2 separate regions of the Homo sapiens genome follow, and region 1 is linked to region 2. The links are chromatin loops, found by intact Hi-C in ENCODE. Cell type or tissue: Calu3. All regions are shown on one strand. Each heading gives the region's core, and the rest is flanking DNA. Links, peaks and the distances in the headings are about the cores only. Region 1 overlaps SUGCT (succinyl-CoA:glutarate-CoA transferase). Region 2 has its middle 25 kb from the start of LINC01450.

Region 1 (2,923 bases), core at 187-2,686, 160 kb after region 2:
ATGTGGCTTTGGATATTTTTAACAGAAGAACTCAATCCATGGCACTGCTTACGGGACCAGGCGTCCCAGAAACTCAAGGCATCCTGTGGTATGTACCACCAACATAGATATGTCTCCAGTCTCACTCAGAGTTCAGAAACGCCATATATCACTACTGCTTGAATCAATTTTGGCTCATTGTTTTTTAACTTAATAAGGAGGGCCTCAAGTGCCAGTATCTATAGGTTGTCTATTTTTAACCACATCAATGACCCTTTGATAGTCATCAGTGTTATCCACCAAATTTCCAGTTTCTGCAGATAACGGAAATGAGGCACTGAGGAAAAAGTCTCAATCATGGAGGTTTATTAAGCCAGCTTTAGGGTACATCCAGGAAAAACACGAGCCATAGACACAGCTGTGGCTATTTTTCCCAAGAGTTTTCAGGCTGTCCAGTATATATACATTTCCTTAAGGGGGAGAGAAAGCATGTAGGAAGAGGGCCAGGTACAAGGTAGAGTGGATGGTTACATTCCTGTGAGACTTTAGTTAGTGCCAGGTAAATCTACATTTTACATGTAATAAGGTGAATGTTTGAAGAGAAAAAGAAGTAAAGGAAGTGTAAATTATGCAAGTTTCTCTGGGTAGGTGGAAATAATTGGTCTCCTCTTATCTTTGTTCTGCACCTGGAAAGATAAGCTTGTAATCTACACCATCGGTGTGGAATCCAACAGACTTTAGATTTAGGAGCTAGACTTACATTGCAGGCCTAAAGTTATAATTGGCACGCCCTTGTTTCTGGGAGGCCAGCAAAAGATTTGCCCATGATTGATCTGTGGGAGCAGTCTTTCATAGATGCCCAAGGCCTTTTACCTTGTGGGGATCTGGCTAATGTATAATGCCAGTAACAGCTTCATTTGGAAAAGGGCATTGCACGACTCAGCCTCCAGGCTTAACTTTCCCTTTTGCAAAGGAGTTTGGGGGTCCTGAGATTTTTTTTTACTTTCCTTTATACTAGTTTCCAGGAATATGACAGTATTACACACCCTTGTCCCTTCGGGGTTGGGTAAAACTGTGTGAGCCCAATGAATTGTGAATGAAAGAAATGTGGGCCGGATGTGGTGGCTCATGCCTGTAATCCCAGCACTTTGGGAGGCTGAGGTGGGCAGATCATGAGGTCAGGAGTTTGAAACCAGCCTGGCCAACATGGTGAAACACTGTCTCTACTAAAAATACAAAAATTAGCCAGGCGTGGTGATGCACGCCTATAATGCCAGCTACTCAGGAGGCTAAAGCAGGAGAATCGCTTGAACCCGGAAGGTGGAGGTTGCAGTGAGCTGAGATCGCACCACTGCACTCCAGCATGGGTGATAAAGTGAGACTCCATCTCAAAAAAAAAAAAAAAAAAAAAAAGAAAGAAAGAAAAGAAATGTATATGTCATCTCCAGGACAGAACCCTCAATTGTTGATTTAAGACCCTGTCGGTCTCCCTGTCTCTTTGGCAGTGTGTGAGAATGGTGACTGTTCCACCAGCCTGGGTACCTGTCAACCCATGATGGACAGGTAGTGTAAGAAATACATTTGTGTTGTTTTAAGACACTGTTATTTGGGAATTGTTTGTTATCCCACCACAAACTAGCCTATTAAGATTGACACATGCCTCAGTTTCAGTGTAGAGACCCACTTGCCTGGACTAGAGGAGAAACTCATTAATCTAGTTCCTCAGTACTCCTTTAAAAAGCATTCACTCCAGACATTCCAAATACTTTGAAATGGCTCATTTTGTGTGTAGCCAATTTTGGCCAGTGGAATGATGATACTAGCTATTATTTATTGAGTACTTACACGTGTTAAGCACTTGGCATAATGCTTTCTATATATTACCTTCTTTGATGCACTAAATGAATTTAAAAGGTAGGATCATTATGACACCATTTTCTCAATGAAGAAAGTGGGGTTAAGTAACTGTATCAAAATTACACAGCTTGTCAACTGAAGAATTTCATTAGAACTTAGGCTGGTTAAATACAAAGTGCGTGCTCGTTAACACTGGGATGTACTTCCTCCCTGCATAATGTGGAAGAAAATCTGCTCTCATATCAGTGGCTGGATAAATACCATTCTTTAGCAGATGGTGTTATAAAGCAGTACTGTATTATAAATACTTATATATTTCATGATTGCTAATCCATTAAGGCATTTATCTTTCATTTGAAAAAGAAACAGGGCAACTTGTATTTGATTTATCTATCTTGTTCCAACCCACTGAAATGTCATAGTAGATTATCCATTTCCTACTGGAAAAATATATGGCCCATAAGGAAATACTATTCATATTCATTAGTAAACATGCTGTCTCCCCTCAAAGTGTGCTACCCAAACCTTCCGCTGAGGTCTCTGAAAAATGTGGGACTGGAAGAAGCTCTCTCCTGACTGTTTTTTTTTTTTTTCCAACACTAGTGTTTGCGTGTCATTATTTTAGACACTCACGAATACTCAAAAGGGTGAAGAAACACCTTGCTGACAACGTGCTCTTTGCCAAAATAATCAATTCTTCCTCTTCTTTGCCTTCTAGAATTCAAATATTCAATACAAGCTCTTTGGGCGCATTCCCAAGACTTTGTTTGGTTAGATTTCACCATGGAAAACAAAATTGGTTCAGCTGAAGTCTATAGCCAGAATATTTTAAGCTCCATAGTCCTTCAAAGTAGTGACCTTCTCCTCACCTCCTCTGCCTCTGTGCTCCATTAAGGAAAAAACCGGAAATTTCCAGTCAGAGAAGCCAGATCACGTTTCGATTCAATTTTAAAAGGAGCAACTAAACAGAGCTATAGTAGGTGCTTATCTGTGGCTCTTACCTCAAATGAGCTTTGAAAAGTTTTTCTGTAAACTTGATGATACTAGTCTTTCAGAATTTAATAAATTTTTTCTGAACGTTTTAGTC
Region 2 (2,923 bases), core at 247-2,746:
CCATATAAGCTCATTCATATCTGGAAGTCTTTATCGTTGTCTTAAGCCTGGAAATCAATGACCACCATCCCCTTGAGAGCCTGAAACCTGAAACAAGCATATTTCTTTAAGCACCTTTGCAAAAGTACTTAATTTTCCATGAGAACTCACTGTCTTGACCTGGCTCCTGGAATTCAAGGGAAGGGTGGAAAGTCAAGTCCAATAAATGAATAACTTTCAGGAACTTCAAACTTCATTATTTCTGATGGCAACCCAAAGCTTTTTCCATTATAAAAAAAAGGGCAAGGTATTTTGCACTCAAGTAGCTCTTTCAAAGAGGAGAATGAGAGCATGCAGCCCTCTTTACTCTGGTGAGAGGCTCACATTCTATATCTTGTTGGCTCAGAGTGCCTTTGTTTGGAGTCCAGCCCCTGGTTGAGGGTCAGCTAATGAAAGAGGAAATGAGGTTCAAATTCTTTAATTAGTTTTGTCAGTGATTCTCTATGGTTGGCAATAAAAGCAATACTTTCTGGGAGATCAGGTTCTCTTGCTGAAACTTTGGATAGGATAAAGCGCTTGAAAGGCCAAGATCATTTTCAGCCCATTGTTACAGCCTGTCTCTGAACTGGGCTTTTTACTGAAAAGCTTTGGAGCCAAAATTTTTATGTCATCTCCACAGTCATGTCTCACAGACATCAATAAGCATGTCTCTTTCAGATATTTATCAATACATCTTAGGAGGGCTTCACAAAACAGTATATTCTGCAAGCCAACTGGGAGAAAAACAAGTTTTGTTTGGGAATGTTGTGAATGAACGTTGCAGTCTGGGATACACATTTCCTGGAATGCTCGGAGGTCAAGTTCCCCAAAATGGGAGTACTTACACAAGGTTGAGGGCTAGTCACCAAGGATGGGGAAACTGGCTTAGAAGTCAGTATTGGGGGTGAGGGAAATCAGCATAGAAGCATCTTTGGAATGACCATGCCCTTTCCTAACAGCAAGTTCTATGCCCTGATCTTCACATAGGTCCTTATAAGGCTGACCACATAGCCTGATATAAAGGCAACAAACCTAAACATAGGTAACCTCATTGATAACAGTCATGTACCCACATGGAAATTCTTCCCACAGCACAGAGTAAAAAGAGGATTCCAGTGCTACCTCAAAATGGGACATTGCAAACTTGAACAAAACCCACAAAGGAGAAGTTGCCATGTCTTTCCAGCTTTTGGAACAGCTGGAGCTTGTCTGAAAGAAACCACACCCTGGACCTCCTCAGTGAGTCATGGCCCTTCTCCTTCCTTGGGGAATACCCGCATTTCTTCCTGATGGAGAAGACTTTATATGGAGACACCTCTTTTATCCCTCATGGGTGGGGGGATGGGGCAGGAAGAAAGTTTCCAATCTAATATTAACATTCAATTTCAGAAAAGTGTTTCTTGGGCAGCCTGACTTGCTTCGATAGGTCTGTATCAAACACAGAGCATACCTTCAGCTGAGGGGGAAACACTGGCTTTCTAAAGGGTACTAAATCTCCTCACTCAAACTTTACTGTCCGGGAAAATTAAAAAAATAATTCCTTATGAAAATCATCTCTCTGATTCTAGGCACCAGATGACTCTGAAAGTCATGTTAGGCGCACATCACATGCACCCAGGAGAGAAACTCAAGCAAAGACAGCAAACAATGGCAAAGAGACAGCATAGGAAGTACGCAGTTGCTTGCCATTTTTTGGGCAAATGCTCATCAATGTTTACTTTTTCCATTGCAGATATGTATTTTGTGTGATTCTTCAGGGCCAAGTCCACCGATGTCACAATAAACATATTGTCTCTAAGTTCCATTAACTTCCTGCCATATCTTGGGAGCTTTCTTCCCAGGGGAAGGGATCAGTTACTTGTTTCAATGAGAAGAATATTGAGATGCCAGTTATTTTTTTTTTTCCACAAGGGTAATGTATTATACCCATAATTTGTAGAATATTTTACTGTACAGTAACTTTTCTATGTGATTATTTGGTTCTTAATTCAAAACACTGGGTACATGTTTTCAAACAGCAGGGAGGACAGGAGTTGCAACTTACTGATGTCCCTGATAGCTCTTGTCTTCCATAGCCTGCCCAGTGGGCATCTTGTTAGAGCCATAGCAGTTCCTCTCTGAACCTGGTGGTATTTGTGATTGTGCCCATGATGTCCCATTGCAGATGTCTGCATATGATGCTGGCCTCTTGGCTGCAACAATGTGTCTCCCAGTGCTCCAGTTCTGCAGCAGTGTTTGAAATTTTCGTGCTGGGTCTTTTAAATTATTTCTTCTGCCCACCCTGCTTAGGATTGCTCAAAAAATAGCAAATAACAACAATACGCCTGCCTTCACTTTGCCAAAAGAAATGCCTGGGACTTTTCAGAAGCCACATTCAATTTATGAATAAATGAAATGGATCTTCTCGACCAACCATGACAATAAGCACTGGCCTACATATTCAGGGCCTGAAAGAAGTTGAGGCAATGGGCCTAATGAGAAGCAGTCAGCGAATCTAATGAGAATCAGACAGAAGGCCTAATGAGACATTTAACATGCTCTGCCTCTCCCTCCTCTTTTGTTCAGTTTTCATGGGAATCTGTGTTTGGGGAGCTCAGTTGCACTGGCTACAAGCAGATACATATGTCCTTAGTGGGGCGATCCAGGAAGCAATAGAAAGATGCCTAGGGATGGGGAGGGTGGATCTTGGAAAATGTACCCCAAGGCCATGATAATGTGGTGGGATGGATTTTTATTTTAACTGTATCTATACCTTTTCCAGAATATCGTAGAGCCATACAGCTATGGATGATGATACAATAAACAGGCAAGAGATTTCAATCGCATTATATCACTGCTCCTAGGAAAAGAGAGATAAGAAAAGCATGCTTTTCTGTTTCTGACCTTTGTCATTCAGAGAGAACCT

Evidence for each region. Peaks named below come from ENCODE experiments on the same cell type or tissue, not always from the same donor. Only the 100,000 strongest peaks of a DNase experiment are listed, where the experiment ranks them.
Region 1: it touches region 2 in a loop (2.2-fold over the local background); 3 of 110 quality-filtered maps call a loop at or near these places.

The regions. Positions count from the first base shown.
Region 1 is chr7:40,845,881-40,848,803 of GRCh38, reverse strand. All of the region lies in intron 13 of SUGCT (succinyl-CoA:glutarate-CoA transferase), which reads right to left. Among named protein-coding and RNA genes, the nearest start is that of LINC01450, 130 kb to the left of the region's middle. In Calu3, for the core only: no CTCF peak of the experiment used is centred there; no DNase peak of the experiment used is centred there.
Region 2 is chr7:41,003,804-41,006,726 of GRCh38, reverse strand. It overlaps a transcript of SUGCT not described here. Among named protein-coding and RNA genes, the nearest start is that of LINC01450, 25 kb to the right of the region's middle. RefSeq lists an enhancer at 1-515. In Calu3, for the core only: no CTCF peak of the experiment used is centred there; DNase peaks (open chromatin) are centred at 376 and 1,296.